Regions from separate parts of the Homo sapiens genome. Here region 2 is linked to region 1. Evidence: read pairs that join two places in POLR2A ChIA-PET (ENCODE). Cell type or tissue: PC-9. All regions are shown on one strand. Links, peaks and the distances in the headings refer to the core of each region. The heading gives the core; the rest is flanking DNA. Region 1 overlaps LOC105370456 (a long non-coding RNA gene). Region 2 has its middle 85 kb from the start of SSTR1.

Region 1 (5,383 bases), core at 178-5,177:
ATCCACCTTTCATTGGATGTCACTGTCATATGCTCAGTGCCAATCCTCCAGATGCCCTTCGGTTTACACAAAGGACAATTATAGTCTCCCCTCCTGTATTGGGAAATTTTTGCATTGTTGTAAAGAAATACTTAAGGCTGGGAAATTTATAAAGAAAAGAGGTTTAATTGGATTATAGTTCTGCAGGCTTTACAGAAGCATGGTGCTGACATCTGCTCAGTTTCTGGGAAGGCCTCAGGAAGCTTGCAATCATATCAGAAAGCAAAGGGGAAGCAGGCATGTCAGATGGTGAAAGCAAGAGCAAGAGAGAGAGAGTTGTGGGGAGGTGCTGCATACTTTTAAAATCTTGCAAGACCTTACTTTCATGAAGACAGCACCAGAACATGAGGGATCCATCCCCGTGACCAAAAATACCCACAACCCAGCCCACCTTCAGCATTGTGGATCACAATTCAAGATGAGATTTGGGAAGGGACAAATATCCAAACTATATTATTCTACCCCTGGCCCTTCCCAAATTTCATGTCCTTCTCACATTGTAAAATACAGTCTTGCCTTCCCAACAGTCTCCTAAAGTCTTGATTCATTCCAACATTAACTCAAAAGTCCAAAGTCTCATCTGAGACAAGGCAAGGCCCTTCAGAACAAGTTTTTTACTTCAAGGATACAATGGAGATATAGGAATTGAGTAAAAGGGAGAAATTGCCCAAAGGAAAGGGGCTACAGGCCCTATGCAAGTTCAAAACCCAGCAGAGCAGTCATTAAATCTTAAAGCTCCAAAGTAATCTCCTTTAACTCCATGTTCCACATCCGGGGCACACTGATGCTAGGGGTGGGCACCCAAGGCCTTGGGTAGCTCTGTTTTTATGGTTTTGCAGGGTAAAATTTCCAAGGCTGCTCTCACAGGATGTTGAGCGCCTGAGGCTTTTCCAGGAGCAAAGTGCAAGCTCCTGGTGGATCTACCATTCTCAGATCTGAAGGATAGTGGTCCTTTTCTCACCACTCCACTAGGCAGTACCCCACACACAGTGGGAAATCTGTGTAGGGCCTCCAATCCCACATTTCCCCTCTGTCCCATCCTAGTAGAGATTCTTTTTGAGGACTCCACTCCTTCAGTAGGCTCTTGTCTGGGCACCTAGGCTTTCTCATACCCCTCTGAAATGTAGGAAGAGGCTGCCAAGCCTCTTTTACTCTTGCATTTTGTGTGCCTGCAGGCTTAACACAACATGGAAGCTGCCAAGACTTATGGCTTGCACTCTCCAAAATGGAAGCTTGAGCTATACCTTGGCTCATTTGAGACACAGCTGGAGCTGGAGCAGCCTGGATGCAAAAAGCAGTGTCCTGAGGTTGTGCAGAGCAGCATGATCTGACCCATGAAACCATTTAGTCCTCCTAGGCCACTAGGCCTGTGATAGGAGGGGCTGCCATGAAGATCCCAAAGATATCTTTGAGGCCTTTTCCCATCATTGTCTTGGATATTAGCATTTTACTCCCTTTTAGTTATGTAAATATCTCTAGCAAGTGGTTGCTTCACAGCCTGCTTGAATTCCTCTCCCAGAAAAAGCTTTTTTTTCCTTTGCTATGTGGCAACGGTGTAAATTTTCCAATCTTTTACATTCTGCTTCCTTTTTAAATATAAATTCAAAATTCAAGTCATTTCTTTATTCCCACATCTGAATTAGGCTGTTAGAAGCAGCCAGGCCATACCTTGAATCCTTTGCTGCTTCAAAATTTCTTCCACCAGATACCCTAAATCATTCACTCTGAAGTTCAAACTTCCACAGAGCCTTAGGCCATGGACACAATGTAGCCTAGTTTGTTGCTAAGGTATGATACATGTGACCTTTGCTCCAGTTCTCAATAAGTTCCTTATTTCCATCTGAGACCTCATCAGGCTGGCCTTCACTGTCCATATCACTATTAACATTTCAGTCACAACCATTTAACTGGTCTCTAAGAAGTACCAAACTTTCCCCATCTTGCTGTCTTCTTCTGTGTTGGGGAAACCAGCCCCACACCACCCGGCAGGTTCCCCAAGTCCGGCAGAGACAAAGGAGTTAGAAAGAGACAGAATAAGTGTTTAAAAGGCTGGTCCAGGGGACTGGAGTGTCAGAGGCTTGCTCACGGCCCAGAGCTCTTTGGCTTTGCCTAATTTATTGGTTTACAAGCTCTTTGTTCTTAGGGCAGATGGGAGGGGTAGGAAGGGATGAGGAAAAGGATTAATCAGTGAAGGAGAACTTATGAGTCATTCAACAAGATGTATAGCAGTAGTGGTTTCTGTGAATTTCCTTGAGCAAAGGCATGTGCCTAAACTACTTAATATCTTTAACTTATCAAGACTGAAATGGATAGGAGTAGGTTTCAGATGGAGCCAAGATGTTTGATTATACTCCACTGCTTCAAGGGAGTGTTATCTCCCTGAGCAACCTGTGGAATGCTGCTGAGCAGTTATGATCTCGGGGCAGAAAGACATGAAGGCAATAAGGAGAGCTTTCTCCTCAGAGGCCACCCATGGCTCCCCTCTCACACAGGGGAGACCAACTCATCTGGCACCCCAGAAACTCTCTTTCCCACATTCTGAGCCCTCCAAGCTCTTCCAACCTCTGCCAGTTACCCAGTTCCAAAGTCACTTCCAAATTTTCAGGTATCTTTATAGCAATGTCCCACCCCACAGTACCAATTTTTTGGTATTATGTTGTTTTTGCATTGCTATAAAAAATTCCTGAGATTGGGTAATTTATAAAGAAAAGAGGTCTAGTTGGTGCATAGTTCTGCAGGCTTTACAGAAAGCATGATGCTGACATTGGCTTGGCTTCTTGGGAGGCCTCAGGAAGCTTATAATCACAGTAGAATGTGATGGGGGAGCAGACACATTATATGATGAAAGTAGGAGCAAGAGAGAGAGAGTGGTGGGGGAAGGTACCCACACTTTTAAATGACCAAATCTCACAAGAATTCACCCAATATCATGAGGACAGCACTAAGTCATGAGGAATCCACCCCTATGACCCAAACACCTCCCACTGGGCCCCACCTCCAGTCTTGGGGATTATAATTCAACATGAGATTTGGGTGGGGACAAGTATTCAAACTATATCACTTTTTCACATAGCTAGTAAGTGAGTGACTGGAAATCTGAACCCAGCCAGGCAGCTCGAGAGTCTATACTCTTAACTGCTACATTATACTATATTTCCAATTGGAGATGCCATCTTTGGCATCACATCTCTCATAACACTTATCCAGGCAGTGGGATTTGTCTAGAGCTAGGCTTACTCAGAACCCTTCCAGGCCAGGCGTGGTGTCTCATGCCTGTAATCCCAGCACTTTGGGAGGCCGAGGCGGGTGGATCACGAGGTCAGGAGATCAAGACCATCCTGGGTAACACAGTGAAACCCCGTCTCTACTAAAAAATTGAAAAAATTAGCCAGGCATGGTGGCGGGCACCTGTAGTCCCAGCTACTCAGGAGGCTGAGGCAGGAGAATGGCGTGAACCCGGGAGGCGGAGCTTGCAGTGAGCTTAGATCGCACCACTGCACTCCAGCCTGAGGAACAGAGCAAGACTCTGTCTCAAAAAAAAAAAAAAAAGAACCCTTCCAGAGATTATTTTTTTTAACTGAGATGAGAAAAAAAAAAGTGAAATAGAGAAAGCCTCAGTTACTCTATAATGGAGAAGCTGTAAGATTTTAAGCCAAGAGATATTAATTACCCTGTCTTTCACTGAACTGCTGATTTATAACAGGAGAAAATGAAGCCAACATGCAGGAAGGAAACTTAAGAAACACAGAGTCCAGAAGTCTTCTCTTTTCTGGTGCAGTTGTATAGAAAACCAGCTTCTATCTTTGCTCTTAGTGGACTACCTGGTCCATATATTTGTCTCTTAATCAAAGCTGGTTTGAGTCAGATTTGTTACTTGCAAACAAACAAACAAACAAACAAACACAGTCCTGTTAATATTGATCTTTTCTTCCTTCACCTGCATTCAGCATTTGATATTTTGGACATTACCCTCCTGTGTGAAATTTTCTCAATCTTGTCTCTCAAACCACTCCCATCTTCCTGGATGCTTTCTATTCTCCTTCACTGGTCCTGTAAGTGGCAGCAACGCTTAAGTCTTCATTTAATCCTTTACCTTTACCTTTGCCTGATCCTTGTGTCCCATGTATAAGAAGTCAACTACAGCTTATGTGCTTAAATGATAATCATTCCTGAATTTATGTTTATAATCCTAATTGTTCTATCCTAGGTTCTCAAAGACACCTTAAACCCACACATCCAAACTGACCTCAAAAAGTGTACCTTGACCCCTCCTTCACCCCATTCAAAAATTAATTCAAACTGGAACCTTGACCTAAATGTAAAACCTAAAACTATAAAGTTTTAAAATAAAACATAAGAGAATATCCTCAAGATCTTAAGAGGTGAGATTTTTTGATGACACAGAAATCAATAATTATTTAGAAAACTGAAAAATTGGGCCAGGCGCAGTGGCTCATGCCTGTAATCCCAGCACTTTGGGAGGCTGAAGCAGGCAGATCACGAGGTCAGGAGTTTGAGACCAATCTGGCCAACATGGTGAAACCCTGTCTATACTGAAAATACAAAAATTAGCCGGGCATGGTGGCATGTGCCTTTAATCCCAGCTACTCGGGAGGCTGAGGCAGGAGAACTGCTTAAACCCAGGAGGTGGAGGTTGCAGTGAGCCAAGATCATGCCACTGCACCCCAGCCTGGGTGAGAGAGCAAGACTCCATCTCGAATTAATAAAAATTTCCTCCATACACTGACAGAAAATATTCACAAAACATACATCTGACAAAGACATATACAATATAGAAAGAATTTATATAACTCAATAATGAAAAGATAAAAACCCAATAAATGATTCAAAAACTTAAACAGGCATTTTTCAAAGGAAGATATACAAATACCATTAAGCACATGCAAAAGCACTTAATATCATTAGTCATCAGAGGCAAAATTAAACCTCAGTAAGAAAGCACTACACATCCTCTAGAATGAATAACATAAGAGATGGACCACATTAAATGTAAGCAAAGATGTGGAGTGCCTGGAACTCACATATATTGCTGGTGGAATGTAAAATAATACAACCACTTTGGAAAACTACTTGAAAGTGTCTTAAAAAGTTGAATATGCATCTGTTTAACAGTAATTCTACTTCTAGGTATTTACCAAAGAGAAACAAAAATATATTTTCCATACAAAGACCAATATACAAATATTCATAGCTGCTTTATTTGTAATAGCCCCAAACTGAAAAAAAAAATCAACAGGTGAATGGATCACTAATTTGTGGCATATCCATCTAAATGGAATACTGCTCAGCAATAGAAAGAAAGGAACTACTGACATGACAAAAT
Region 2 (5,383 bases), core at 278-5,277, 110 kb before region 1:
TGCTGGCAAAGTAATAAACCTGTCAGTCCAAGCCCTATCCTCAGACGTCCAGACGTCTGTGAGTAGAATCCTAGAGGTGCCAAACACTGGGCGTAGGCCCCTTACATGTTCTGCATCTCACTCAGGCTCCACAGCCTGCAAAGGCTGGCGCCATGAAGCTGCAGTACCCGGAAGCAGGAGACAGCTCCTGTCAGAGGCAGCCTGTTGCTACCTAGCATGCTGCTCTCCCACCGCTTTAATAATTTGTTATAAAACAAACAAAGTCACCGGGGGAATTGCTGCCAATGGATAATGGCCTCCTGCCTTGCAATTAAGCGCTGACATTCAGCTTTGCCTCACCAGTCACAGTATATTGCTGCTTCCTGTCCCAGTGTTCTCAACCATGAGCGTTTTCTGCTAATCAAATTTATTATCCTATGCAGCTGATCTTGACATTCATTTCCTTTTCAGCTTGGTGGTGAAGGTTTAGAGAACATAATTTTTAAGCTACCTGTTCTCTTCAGCCCAACATTCATATAACCTACAAAGAAACACAAACAATCTCTAAATAGAGCAAAAAAAGCTCCAAAAGTTTATGTTGGTAAGATATCCCAGTTGTTAATGGGATTCAGTGGCAAGATAATCTTAGGAAGTGGATAAGGAAGTGGAGACTTGTGGAAGTTCTTTTCATGCCACCCTGAGCTGATTTCCTACTGACCCCTTGACTAGAGGTTCAGATCCATAAGCCTTGCCTTCTGATATGACATCCTGTGGAATCCTGTGGGATCCTGTGGGATCTAATACACCTCTCAATTCAAATAGTAACTCTCCCATAAGAGTGGCTACTTCCTTAGCATCCCAGGAGCTTAGAACTGAGCATTACCCCAAGCTCTGAAAAATCATATACCTATTCCCTTGGAAGAGGAGATAATGAACCGTACCCTCCACAAGTATAACCATTTTTGAAATGTCTGAGCAAGAACTAGGAGGCTCAACTCATGAGGCCTCAATTCCCTTATCTGTAAATTGAAGGCAGTAGAGTAGGTGATATTATGGGCCTTTTTAGATCTGAAAGACCATAATTCTGTGATAACCAGGAGGTCTTAAGGATAGGCATCAGACACTCATCATTCTTCCCATTTCTCCACATCAGCCTCCTTCCTCCTAGTAATAACCTATCTTGAATGTCCAGACTCTCTCTACTGATATAAGGCCTAGCCCCTGTTATCTGCTTTCTCTAGCCCACAACAGACTCCTCCTCTTCCTTCTCCTCCTCCTTATTGCCTCACTATTTTTATCCCTTATCACTTTGTGACCGTGTAAACCAGATTTACTCCCCAGCCTACCCCCGGAGACCCGTTTTGTCCTTGCTTTCTACTTTCTTTGCCAGAGGAAAACAAAACAAATTTGTTATACAATTAAATGCCAACAACCTTGAGAATGGTAAAAGGTCATTTTAAATTTACAGTAAATTGTAAAAGACAGAAAATTCTTTTCTGACCACAGAGGGGAAAACATAAGTTACAGAGTTGAGGAAATTAGGAGGAGCTTGAGAGAGAAGAAAGAAAGATCATTTATTGAGTGTCACATAATGCCAGGAAGTATACTATGTGTTTTGCTTTTTAATACATTGCTATATTGTTCTCCTAGATTTCAAAAGCAATTTGTACATCTCACATAATGTAAACACAGCCGGGTGTATAAAATAAAGTCAACTAAATGCCTATCCCCTCTCCACCACCACTGCCCTCTTCTAAGACCAACAGCCTCAACAATTGTGTTATGTATTGACTCAATACAATTGTGTTACATACTGACTCTTCACTGTTTGCCAGGCCCGTAGCAGGGAACAAAACAGACAAAACATCTGCTTTTCTGGAGCTTACTTTTTAGTGAGGAAAGACAGATCATTACAAACCGAGTAAGTATAAATATTATATCAGAAATGATAAGAGCTCTGGAGAAAAATCGAACTGGGAAGCGGATAGAAGGTGATAGGACAGGGATGTGTGCACATGAACAGTTTTGACTGATGCCATCAGAAAACATCATTGTGAGAAGGTGGAACTTGCGTGAATGGCTGAAGTTGGTAGTGGGTGAATATATTTTTCTCAAATTTTTCTCTTGCTTATGCAAATACTCCAAACATAAACGTATGCACATGGTTTTGTTTTAATACCTTTTCAAAATAAGATTATATTATACATATTACTTTGCAACTTGCTTTTTCCACTGAAAACTAAATCATCGAGATCTTTGTGGGTCAATATATATAAATCCAGTTTATTTTTTGAATAGCTACATGATTTTCCATAGTTTGAGTATATCAAAATTTACACACGTGTTCTTCCATTAATGGAATTTCGGTTATTTGTAGTTTTCACATTCTTTTTTATTCTCTTTGCAAAGACAAGCAATGTTGTTTAGTTTTCTAGGCTTTATTTGTTCATGCCAAAGTTCCAGGTATTTTAAATATTCTATTTTACTCAGCACAACTTAACTGACAGCTAGATTTTATTACGGTATTTCTTTTTTTTTTTTTTTTTATAGAAGCAAAGAAGCAGAAGTTCAGAATAGTTAAGTTGATTTGCACTGGGTCATGGAAGAACAAAGATTCAACCTGAGGACAGTATGATTTCAAATACTATATTCTTTTTAAAACTACATTGAATCTCAGAGCTTAGGACAGAAAAGCAGTACCATCCCCAGGAGAATGGGAAGAGTAAGAGCAGTGCAATTTGTTTTTCATAGCACTAAATTTATTCAATTCAAGAACTGTCATTTATTTTGAGATTATGTCCTATGTTTTCAGCATTAAATTGACTTGCTTCAGTGAAACAAGGTGACAGCAGATGGTGGACAACATTTTCTAATGAACTTACTTGGAAAAGAAAAACTTCTCAGTTTTAGTCTGGTTTCCCAAATACACATTCTTTAATGTTCCATGAAACATTGGAACCACCGGAGTAGGGAATACGTTGTGAAAAACCCTGGTCTAAGCAGTAAAGATCTGAGCTCCACCAGGAGTGTGTCTCTGCGTATCTGCCTCAACACGTACTTTTCTAGACTGTAAAACTGAGATTGTAATGATTCTCAACCCTGTACATGTAGTGTTTTTATTTGGCTTATGCCTAGGTCTGTGCCTATTCACTTATATCTGGAGACAGAAGATTCAGCCTAACTTTATGGATGATGGTGAAGTTTCCAAGTTTGAAATAAAATTGAAGCTGAGTAAAATTTGGGGTCAAGGACTAAGTAACCCATGTTATACATAATAATAATGTCAAAAACATTTATGGAGCGTTTATTGTATTGTCAAACATATATCCTGTTTAGTACATTTAGGATACTGTTGCTGCTTACTTACCATTTGATTGAGCTAAGTTTTTAAGAACTACATATATTTGAACTTCGCTTTTTTTTTTTTTTTTTGAGACAGGATCTTGCTCTGTCACCCAGATTGGAATCCAGTGCAGGATCATGACTCACTGCAGCCTCAACCACCTGGGCTCAAACTATCCGGCCACCTCAGCCTCCTAAGTAGCTGAGACCATATTTGCGTGCCACCATGCCCAGCTAATTATTTTTATTTTTTGTAGAGATGGGGTCTTGCCATGTTACCCAGGCTCGTCTTGAACTCCTGGGCTCAGAGTTTGAGGAATCCTCCTGCCTCAACCTCCCAAAGTGCTGGAATTATAGGCATGAGCCACTGTGTTCAGCTTGAACTTCACTTTTAATGTTAGATAAAGTGTTGACTCTGATAGTATTCCTAAATTGGAAAAAATATGTCTTCACTAATTCTGGAAGTCAAAGCCAAACACTGACACACACACACACACACACACACACACAAAGATAGAGTATTTGAAATTGAGAATGAAATTACAAAATGAAAGTATAAGAAAAAGTATTTTTTAAGGAACTAGATTAACATAATATAAAATAGACCAATAAAAACATTACACTTCATGTGTATAAAATAATGCACTGCAAAAAAAGAAATTTATAATAATCTGTACTTAAGTGCCTAATCTGTTAGTAGCAGAACAGTTAGATCCCATATTAACATAACATCAACTTTATCGAAGAAACCAGTCATATTAGGAAACCACTCTGGATTTCTAGCTTCCTGTTTACTTGATTTTTATTAGATAGAAAGTGTGGAGGCTAAGGGTGACACTTTCCATCTGACTTCACCATATTAATTAATTTCTCTAATAATGAGTTGAGGAATTTATTAAAATCTGGGGGGAAAAAAGCCTTACTAGGAAGTGAATGTTAATTCAGAGTGACAATGCCTCTCAAAGACACATGCGATTTCCCCAGAGCATAAAGGAACCAGAATGCATGCTCATCTGTAGTTACAACAGAACAAATATCTAAACAAAGGATGCTTGCAAGCAGTTTATTCCACGAGATTTATAGTCCTAATCTGCTCTGTTGGGTGGAGTAAGCAATATGTGCTGACTCTGCCAATGTCAGACCTAGACTCATTAAAGACCGAATCAAAACACTAACTGAAGCAAGAAAGAAGGGATTAATGTTGAGGGCAGTTTCTTCATCACTGTAAAACTAACACTGCTGCTGCAGAAGCACCATGATCACTGAATTAGCCTTGCACTGTGCAATAATCTCCTGTGATAAACAAAAACCCAAATTTGGCATTTTGCAAATATTTGATAATTAGAAAAGCAAGAATAAAGGAATGCAATAGCTTTGATCTTGAAATTTTTAACATTGGGAAAAGCAAAATAATTTTGTTCCTCAAAAAACTTTCTAGGTTTTCTTTACACTAAGACTCTGTCATAGACATTACATGGAAAATGAGAAATAAGCTTGCCTTAGTTCTTTTTCCAGGAGTTGAGTTTTGTGTGCTAACATGTTATTTCTCTCTCTATTATAAATCTGTAATTGTAAAGATGCCTATTGTTCCAAACATAACCATGTCAGCTTGGTAACTACTTAAAGAATAAGACTTAAGGGAATAGAGAGAATAAAATTGGAAGCAGAATTAATTTCATATGTGTTCACGTAGAGCTGGTAGTCTAAAGAAAAAGCTATGTCTTCCTGATGGATAGCACATGACAAAGTTTAGATCCTATATCTTCCAGTTACCTCAAAAGGCCTAATTAATCTCAGGAAGGTCAATAGTTTAGTTATTGCCAGAAATTTTCACCCTCTTTAAAGAAAATATGCTTGACAAAGAGGTTCCCTCTTTACTTGGGCTCCTCAAAGAGCCCCTAGTATCTGCATGTGGAAATTGTGTGTGGAAGGTTCTCTATTTAGCATATACTGTAGTGTATTTCTCTGGTACCCTTGCAGATAAATAGTTATATCTGTTTCTTTGTTCTCATTACTTAGTTACAGAGTGGTCCACAACTTCTAATTACAAATATGCTTTGTA

What was found. Peaks named below come from ENCODE experiments on the same cell type or tissue, not always from the same donor. Only the 100,000 strongest peaks of a DNase experiment are listed, where the experiment ranks them.
Region 2: POLR2A ChIA-PET joins it to region 1 with 10 read pairs; 2 of 35 experiments call an interaction of 5 or more read pairs at or near these places.

Annotation. Positions count from the first base shown.
Region 1 is chr14:38,008,233-38,013,615 of GRCh38, reverse strand. All of the region lies in intron 3 of LOC105370456 (a long non-coding RNA gene), which reads left to right. Among named protein-coding and RNA genes, the nearest start is that of LINC00517, 110 kb to the right of the region's middle. In PC-9, for the core only: no CTCF peak of the experiment used is centred there; a DNase peak (open chromatin) is centred at 2,275.
Region 2 is chr14:38,120,522-38,125,904 of GRCh38, reverse strand. No RefSeq gene overlaps it. Among named protein-coding and RNA genes, the nearest start is that of SSTR1, 85 kb to the left of the region's middle. In PC-9, for the core only: no CTCF peak of the experiment used is centred there; no DNase peak of the experiment used is centred there.